Regions from separate parts of the Homo sapiens genome. Here region 2 is linked to region 1. Evidence: chromatin contacts called from ENCODE Hi-C or POLR2A ChIA-PET data. All regions are on one chromosome and are shown on one strand. Each heading gives the region's core, a stretch centred on a gene start or an enhancer-like site at or near the end of the contact. The rest is flanking DNA. Distances are from core to core; before and after follow the strand shown. Region 1 overlaps PDE6A (phosphodiesterase 6A). Region 2 overlaps NDST1-AS1 (NDST1 antisense RNA 1).

Region 1 (4,725 bases), core at 105-2,604:
GTTTTGGACAAAGCTCTGCACCAAGCTCCAACAAACCAAACTAAAAATCAGTGTGGAGTCACCGTGATAACGTTCCACTTCACCAAATCTAAACTAAGTTGTTTTCTGATCCTCTTAGAGATTAGGAGAGAGGTAAACGCCAATTTCCCAAAAAGTCCTGTTCCAGTCTTTAATAGGCATGATAATGAAGTTCCTCTGCTTTAATCCTTACACCAAAAAAAAAAAAAAAAGGTAGCAGTAACCTGACATTAATCAGTTATTTTTCTACTGTTCTATCTCCCTCTCCCACCTTATAAGAAAAGTATCTTAAAAATGATTAACATGTTCTTTGATCTTTGCTTGTCTTTCTTCAGTCCTTCTCTGTCTATAAAGTCAACCTTGTCAGAACACTTATGTATTTTATGGAATGAAGTGTTGCCCAATTCCAGAATCACCGATAAAGCCAATTGAGATCTTTAAGCTAATTTGTTGTCATTTTGTCTTTTGACAGGTGAAACTTACGGGATGACTTTGATGTCCTCTTTGCCATGCAGGATGTAGTCAATGACCTTGTAAAAGTTAATTTCCTGGCAAAAGAGAGAAAAATTATACTTTTTTTTTTTTTTTTTTTTTTGAGACAGTTTCACTTTGTCGCCCAGGCTGGAGTGCAATGGCTTGATCTCAGCTCACTGCAACCTCCATCTCCTGCGTTCAAGCTATTCTTCTGCCTCAGCCTCCCGAGTAAATGGGACTACAGGCACGCACCACCATGCCCGGCTAATTATTGTATTTTTAGCAGAGTCAGGGTTCCAACTCCTGACCCCATGATCTGCCCACCTCAGCCTCCCGAAGTGCTGGGATTACAGGCGTGAGCCACTGCACCCAGCCAAAAAATTATACCTTCAAGAGTCAAATAGAAGTTCAACAGGAGTATGTCCCTGAAACCAACTTTGTCCTTTTACCATCGTATGCCCCGTAGTTTTTGTTGTTTTAATAAATTAATGTTTTTATTGATATACAGTAGTTGTACATATTTTGCCCCATGGTTTTCAGGAAGTGCCAAGCCTGGCCATAAACTCCCTCCAAGGATGTGCCTGGGCTGCCTTCTGGTGCTCCCTGTCCTCTGCTGACCCTCAGAATTCAGCGTGCTTCACCTTGGAGGCAGCTCACAGTGATCAGGAAGAGGGCTGGGATCTGAGGCTGGGAAGAGGGATAGGAAATCCTCTAAGAGGATCTGGAGGTTGATTGTGTGCAAGTTGATCACACAAGTTGGGACATTTTTGTCATACCCAAATAAAAGAGAGTTGAGAAGCCAGGGGGCAAAAAAGTACTCAGGACACTAGCATTGCTCCCAGAATGTAATTCTTTGCATGCCTGGCTGCTTACGCTACCTGCTGTGACTTGAAACCAGTTTTATCTGATAGTTGCTGAAACAACCTGCTGCAACTCTAGGACTAATTTTACCCACTGCCATTACTCATCAGTCAAAACTTGCCAGCTCCCCAGACCCTTACTGGTGTCAATGAACTTTCTCAGAGAGCAACATGTAATATTTCTCTTTTTTCTTTTAAACACAGGGTCTTGCTGTGTCACCCAGGCTGGAGTGCAGTGGCACAGTCATGGCTCACTGTAGCCTCGAATTCCTGGGCTCACGTGATCCTCCTGCCTTGGCTTCCCAAAGCACTGGGATGACAGGCATGAGCCACCATGCCCGGCCTCATTTCTCTTTTTTATAAAACCGTCTACCTTCTCTTTTTTCTTTGGACATACTGAAGACTACTTAGTCTGCATGTATGCCCCAAATTGCAAGTCTTCCTTTGCCCCAAAACATTAAATATAGAGATTCGTCTCTGCGTTTTAATTTTGACTTTGATAAGTGCAAGAAGAAAGAGATAAAGACGGCTGCCAGAATCTAGGGAGATGGGGAAGTGGTCAGGAGGTTCCCATCCCATTTAAAATCACAGCCAACCAGCCATCCTCCCTGCAGGGTGCATCTCTATGTCATGGCCCCATTTCTCCTTCATGCCTACCACTCAGCTGTTCTCTTTGCTGTGTCGTCACTTCAGACCTACCTTCTCATCATGTTTCATGACCCCAAACTAACTCTCTGCCTCTTCCATCTCTCCCGCCTCCTTGCATTGTTAAAATTCCCATTCTCTTAAAGCAGAGCTCTTCAATTACATTACTCTCTAGCATGCAATTGGATGTTGGCATGTGACTCCATTCCCCTAGCTCTCCAGGGGAAATTCTATTACCTTTTTCTTAGGTCCTCTGTATGCCCAAGCGTGATGAGCAACTATTTCACAAATGAGAAAGCTGAGACACAGAGAGAGGAAAGGACTCACTTGTAGCAAGACAGTGAACCAAAATCAGAACCTGGGTCCTTAATTCCCAGCTCAGTGCTTTTCCTCTATGTCACCTAACGTTAACAGCTTAGTGTTTTACTGTCCGCATCACTGTCACCTTGAACAGGGTTGCTCAGAGTGTAATCCCTGGGCCGGTGCCTGTCTTGTGAACTCTTTACTATTCCAGGAGAAGATAAAAACAGAAACTGAGAGTCACTTAGGAAGTTTTGTAACAATTTGACTGAGTTAGATCAGGTCTGTTTAATTGAATAAAAGGGGATATCTTTTTTTTTTTTTTTGTGACGGAGTCTTGCTCTGTCGCCCAAGCTGGAGTACAAGTGCAGTGGCATGATCCAAGTTTATATTTTGTCTGTCTTTATACAATTTTGTTTTTCTAGGAATATATTTTATCATATTTTTAAAAGTAGCAATCAAAACATACTGGAGGCGTGACTCACTCTCTTGAGTATGCCTGCACTCCCCTTTCTTGAGTGTGTTTTTCACACACACAAAAAAAAATTGGAAATTTTTTTAAAAAGAAAAACCAAACTGTTCCTTTACTACAGGTATTTTGAGAAGTACCTCCCTAGAGATTTCAGTGCAGATACCTGGGCTCCACCCCAAGCCTCCCGACTCAGAACCTCCACAAAGAGGAATTCCTGAACCAGTTAAAGATGTCTGAAGGTCTGTTTGGTTGACGGGCAATCAGCAATGGTCAACTTCCAACTCATAAGGGAGAGGCTCTGCTGCTCAAAGCCTAGCATTGGCGGCAGCTGCACTGACTGAATACTTCTAGGAGGCGAGCTCTGGTTAAACAAAAGGCAGAAGCTGAAACCACTCCAATGGCACAGGCTACCCCCAGGGGTAGTGAGCTCCCTAAAATAGGAAGCATCCAAGGGGAGACTAGATGAACGCTGAAATACAATAAATAAAATGGAGCTGAGACTAGACCTAGAGTGAGGATTCCTGTTCTAGTTTCGGTCCTACTATGGGTGTTCTCTAGGCCTCAGTTTCTCTGGCTGTAAAATTGGAATGGTGGTATGTGTTTGCTACAGCTGTTCAGTAGCAGCTCTCTTTCCCCAAGCAAAGCATGGAAGCTAATTATATGAAACTGTCCTAATGGAATCAGGGCCGGGTATATAGAGTCCCTGCCCCTTTGTTCTCTCTTACTCCCTTTCCTGTCCTCTTCCTTTTCTATTAACCCCTGGTCAAGGCAGCTACTGTGGAACTCTAAGGTTCTAAGGACAATGGGGGAGAAAGAAAATTGTTTTAGAAAATCCATAAAGACCCTCCAAGCTATGATTCTAAGGTTATGATAAGATAGGTAGCAATATCTCTCAAAGATCAAAACAGACATATTATTTGACCCACATGTGGTGATGGATCCTAGAGATATACTCCCAAATGTGGGTAAAAGCATTTTTTGCCCCGTCCAAGGGTCTTAGCTAGACTGCTTTAAAAAGTCTGGAGATGATGTAAGGTCTCTTATTAGGAAAGTGGTTGTACAGTGGACACCACACGTTTCCAGAGCAAGATTGCTGTGCCTGTGCTGAAAGGGAAAGGTGACAAAATATTCAGTTAAGTGAAAAAAGCAAGGCACAAAATAGAATCATAGCGTTAGTGCAGAGTGGTGGTGGTGGAATACGTATACTTCTCTGTGGATATCTGGATATACCTAAATGTTCCTGCAAAGAGAGTTTGCTAACAGCAGCTGCTTCACAGGGGCTGACTAGGAGGAAGGTGGCACTTAATTTCGTATGGAGTGAACTTTTCACTGTGCTCATATATTATTTTTCCAACATACAAACCAATTTTCTTTTTTTATATTTTTTATTTTGCTTTATTTTATTAATTTACTTTTTTTGAGCCAGGATCTCATTCTGTCACCCAGGCTGGAGTGCAGTGGCACAATCTTGGCTCACTGGAGCCTCAGTTTCCCAGGCTCAAGCAATCCTCCTATCTTAGCCTCCCAAGTAACTGGTAATACAGGCACGCGTCACCATGCCCGGCTACTTTTCTTTTTTTCTTTTTTTTTTAGTTAGAGACAAGGTCTCACTTTGTTGCTTAGGCAGGTCTTGAACTCCTGGCCTTAAGTGATCCTTCTGCCTCAGCCTCCCAAAGTTCTTGGATTATAGGCATGAACCACTGCACCTGGCACAACAAACTTTCTTAAAAATATTTTTAAATAGTCAAGTTGTACCCTATAAGCAGTTCTAGAAAGCAAAGGTGGCTGCTTTCTAGAACACTTATTTCCTAGGAGATAAGTTTCTGCCTGCGAGGGGGAGGAGGCAGAGTTCCAGGACCTTCTTGACATCTTTGTCTTGCCTTAGGGCCACCTGTCCTTGGGCCTGTGCTGCTCACTGTACTCCTGGCAGGCTCAGGGCTTCCTGGGCCTGGCTGC
Region 2 (4,485 bases), core at 875-3,374, 560 kb after region 1:
GAGGAGTCATTATTTAAAATAATGAGGCTATATATCAACATATAACCTCACTATGTTGCCCAGACTGGTTTCAAACTCCTGGGCTCAAGTGATCCTTCTGCCTTGGCCTCCCAAAGTGCTGAAATTACAGGCATGGGCCAAGGTACCCAGCCCTTGTTTTTTGTGTATTTATTTTTTTTAGAGACAGGGTTTTGATCTGTCACCCAGGTTGAAATGCAATGACACAATCACAGCTCACTGCAGCCTCAAACCCCTGGGCTCATGCGATCCTTCTGCCTCAGGCTCTGAATAACTGGAACTACAAATGCTCACACCATGCTGGGCTAATTTTTTTTAATTAATTTTTTGTAGAGACAGTGTCTTGCTATGTTGCCCAGGTTGGTCTCAAACACCTGGACTCAAGCAACCTTCTCACCTCGGCTTCCCAAAGTGCTGGGATTACAGATGTAGGCCACCTTGCCCAGCCAAAATATATGTCTAAATTTAATTTCACTTGTTTCTTTTTACTTTTTAAAATGTGGTTACTAGAAAATGTGACTGTTCATATGTGGCTTGCATTATATTTCTTTTTTTTTTTCTTGAGACGGAGTCTTGCTCTGTCGCCCAGGCTGGAGTGCAGTGGTACGATCTTGGCTCACTGCAACCTCTACCTCAAGGGTTCAAGTGATTCTCCTGCCTCAGCCTCCCAAGTAGCTGGGATTACAGGCGCCCACCACCACACTCGGCTAATTTTTATATTTTTAGTAGAGACAGGGTTTTGCCATGTTGGCCATGTTGGCCAGGCTGGTCTTGAACTCCTGACCTCGTGATCCACCCGCCTCGGCCTCCCAAAGTGCTGGGATTACAGGCGTGAGCCACTGTGCCCAGCCAACATTTCTAACGAATTAAGCAGTTTTAGAAAATTAGGCCAGGTGTGGTGGCTCAAGCCTGTAATCCCAGCACTTTGGGAGGCCGAGGCAGGCGGATCACAAGGTCAGGAGATCGAGACCATCCTGGCAAACATGGTGAAACCCCGTCTCTGCTAAAAATACAAAAAATTAGCCGGGCGTGGTGGCGGGCGCCTGTAGTCCGAGCTACTCGGGAGGCTGAGGCAGGAGAATGGTGTGAACCCGGGAGGCAGAGCTCGGAGTGAGCCGAGATCACGCCACTGCTCTCCAGCCTGGGCGACAGAGCAAGACTCTGTCTCAAAAAAAAAAAAAAAGAAAAAAGAAAATTAGAATCATATTTAAAATCTCAGAATCAGGAAAAAATTGTGGCATTTCAGAATTTTAATGTGACAGAATTTTAGAACCAGATTTCTAGATCATGACATCGCTGACTGAATTTTAGCACTAACTCTCACAGCCTGGAAGAACTTGAGAAGAATCCTGGTCCCTTGCCCACCCAAGGCAGGGATCCTCCTAGCCCACCGTAAGCAGCGGTGGTCCAGCCTCTGCCTACCCCTCTCCTTTGCTGGGTAGAGAACTCCCCCCTGACAAGGCCACTGGGTGTTTTGAATGGTTAGGGAGAGTTTCCCGATGCTGGGTGGTGCCTGCTTCCCTCAGCTTCTCCCATGCTCTCAGTGGGTTCCCACACCACCTGTGGGGGCTCACAGGACAAGCCTGAGTCTTCCTTCCCAGCAAAGGCAAGAGTGCTGGGTCCTGCCTCTCCCCTTACCCGAGCCACTGTCCTACAGGCTACAGGCCCTCCCTTGACACCAGTCTCTGCAGGTGGGCTTCAGGGACCCACACCAGGACTCTCAGCTCCTGGCAGGCCTCTCTGCTTCCCCATCCCTCAGCAAAGCTGTTCCTGGGACCCCAGTAGTGCAGGGGTCCTGCCAGCCTCTCCCGATTGGTAGATTACCTTTTCTTTCCATCTGGGTGACTGGCCCCTACATCCTGGTCTCTCAGTCCTGCCTGTTCCCAGCCCTGGGGAGAGGTGGGATGAGTGACTACAGGTGCTGGGGTGAGGGGGGGCACAGGAATCTCAGGTCGATTTCAGGAGCCCCAGGTCTGCCTGAAAAATGCTTTTTTTTTTCAACTTTAAGAGACTGAGGAGGAAGAAGGAAGAGGCTTTCTCATTGACAGAGTCACGAATTCCAAGGCAGTGCTGAGGGGCAGTGAGTCACCCAGAGGTCTCCACACAGAGCAGAAAGGCTGGAATCAGTCAGGCGGGGTCCTGGCGGAGTAAAACTAGAGCTGGGACTTGAAGGAAAGGGGTGCTGGGACTGTGATGAGGTTGGGGGGAGGCATTCTTGGCAGAAGGAATGCTGGACACATGACCCAGTCCCAGCCTGCCTGGATAGAGGGGTCAGAGGGTGACAGGATGGCCACGTAGGTCAGTGACTGAGGGCAGCCTGGAGGTTAGCCTTGGGTGTGTGTGTGTGTGTGTGTGTGTGTGTGTGTGTGTGTGTGTGTGAGAGAGAGAGAGAGAGAGAGAGAGAGAAAGAGAGAGAGACAGAGACAGACAGAGAGAGAGAATGAGAATATCCCAGTGAGCTATAGGGGAGCATTAGGTAAAAGTAACAGTAACAACTATAGTTTGGCTGGATGTGATGGCTCACGCCTGTAATCCCAACACTTTGGGAGGCCAAGGTGGGTGGATCACCTGAGGTCAGGAGTTCCAGACCAGCCTGGCCAACATGCCAAAACCCCGTCTCTACTAAAAATACAAAAAAGAATTAGCCGGGCATGGTGGTATGCGCCTGTAATCCCAGCTACTCAGGAGGCTGAGGCAGGAGAATCGCTTGAACCCGGGAGGCGGAGGTTGCAATGAGCCGAGATTGTGCCATTGCACTCCAGCCTGGGCAACAAGAACGAAACTCATCTCAAAAACAAACAAACAAACAAACAAACAAAAAACTATGCCAGGCATAGTGCTAAGCAATTTCCTAGTATTTCATTTAATCCTCTCAACAACCTTATAAGGTAAATACTATTATCCTCCTGCAAATAAACAATTGAAACCAAGTTAAATGACAGTAATTGAGGGCTGACCCTTGATTCTAACACAAGACAGTCTGATGTCAGAGCCCAAGCACTGGATGGAGGGCGAGTTGCAGAAGAAGGGAGGTGGGATTTGTATGGGGCATGCAGAGTCTGAGCATAAGTGAGTGTGACCGCATGCTTTGTGGGCTATGGGGCTTATCCCTGCCATTCCCCTCGCTCTTCCCACCCGCAGCCCCAGCTCCATCTCACCCCAGACACAGCCCAGACAGGTTGGAGTGAAGAAAGGGCCTTGGAATGATAAGAATGTCCATGCCTGTTGGAGCAGAGAGCCCCAGACAAGGGCTGGCCACCACACCGGTCCCAGAGCTGACTTCCCACAGGTCAGCACTGCTCCCTCACCCCCTGCTGGTATGTCTATAAGCACCTAGGAATGGCATCTGGGCTCAACTCTGGGAGTCCTTACCGGCTTCCAAGATACACAGGATAGGCAGAGGGGAATGCTAATAGACATTCTTCCAGGTCTAGTCCCAGCTCACCTGCTGGCCACCGCTGGTCTAGGCAGGCCCCTCTGACTCCCTGGGCCTCAGTTTCTCCATTTCTTTCTTTCTTTCTTTCTTTCTTTTTTTCAGACAGAGTCTCGCTCTGTCACCCAGGCTGGAGTGCAGTGGCGCAATCTTGGCTCACTGCAAGCTCCGCCTCCCGGGTTCATGCCATTCTCCTGCCTCAGCCTCCTGAGTAGCTGGGACTACAGGTGCCCGCCACCACGCCAGGCTAATTTTTTGTATTTTTAATAGAGACGGGGTTTCACCATGTTAGCCAGGATGGTCTCGATCTCCTGACCCTGTGATCCGCCCGCCTCGGCCTCCCAAAGTCCTGGGATTACAGGCTTGAGCCACCGTGCCCGGCAGTTTCTTCATTTCTATAAGGAGAATTGGATGTGTTCAGGGACAGGAGAATAACACAGAGAAACAAAGTGGTCTTGTGTGTGTGTATGGAGTGATGGGCATGGAGAACTGCAGACAACCTCCAGGCCAGGCAACTTCAACCACCCCTTCCTGCTTCACTCATTGGGAGCATTTTTGGATTCTGCTGTGCAGACACTGGGATCCTGAGTCAGCCACTTAACCTTTCAGTGTCCGTTTGAACCTCTCCCCTCTTCTGGGGGTTAATCTAATGTTTTGGTTTGAATGATGTCAAAAGTGTTAGTTCTAAAATGAAGAGAATCAGAATCGCAGAATGAGGAGGTCAGATGGTGGAGGAGTGGATGAGAAATGGCCTGTGGTGAGGGCAAGTCCAGGGCAGAGCCCCTCTGACCAGCAGCTGAGAGGATGGGAAGGAACAATCCCTGGACGGCCCTTCACACCTACCGCCCTGACGGCACCTGAGCCTAGCACTCTGCTCGCCAGGCCTGGACTCAGCCCTGGGCCCTGGACCAGGCCTTATCCTCAAGGGACTTTGAGCCTCTAGATGATAAGGGTCATCTAAAGACCACTTGTGCTTGGCAGTGTTTTACTTTTGTCAGGTTGTAATTGGTGCATTACAATGAACACAGTAAAAG

The links. Hi-C counts contacts between places; a loop is a spot of excess contacts on that map. ChIA-PET counts read pairs that join two places held with the same protein, here RNA polymerase II (POLR2A).
Region 2: a map of PC-9 shows a loop between it and region 1 (6-fold over the local background). The contact joins two enhancer-like sites. A Hi-C loop is called at or near these places in 1 of 168 maps with a recorded cell type or tissue (PC-9). POLR2A ChIA-PET finds 5 or more read pairs at or near these places in 2 of 52 experiments (HepG2 and activated CD8-positive, alpha-beta memory T cell).

Annotation. Positions count from the first base shown.
Region 1 is chr5:149,914,442-149,919,166 of GRCh38, forward strand. It overlaps PDE6A (phosphodiesterase 6A), which reads right to left. Exons shown (of 22, transcript NM_000440.3): 6 at 502-566. Among named protein-coding and RNA genes, the nearest start is that of PDE6A, 28 kb to the right of the region's middle. RefSeq lists a silencer at 1,205-1,499. Within about 2 kb of position 1,355, at least 4 of the 41 ENCODE cell types and tissues checked have a DNase peak (open chromatin) inside an H3K27ac peak, as active enhancers do; they include PC-9, where a contact is called at or near this core.
Region 2 is chr5:150,471,032-150,475,516 of GRCh38, forward strand. It overlaps NDST1-AS1 (NDST1 antisense RNA 1), which reads right to left. Exons shown (of 3, transcript NR_105061.1): 3 at 4,485. Among named protein-coding and RNA genes, the nearest start is that of NDST1-AS1, 13 kb to the right of the region's middle. Within about 2 kb of position 2,125, at least 8 of the 41 ENCODE cell types and tissues checked have a DNase peak (open chromatin) inside an H3K27ac peak, as active enhancers do; they include PC-9, where a contact is called at or near this core.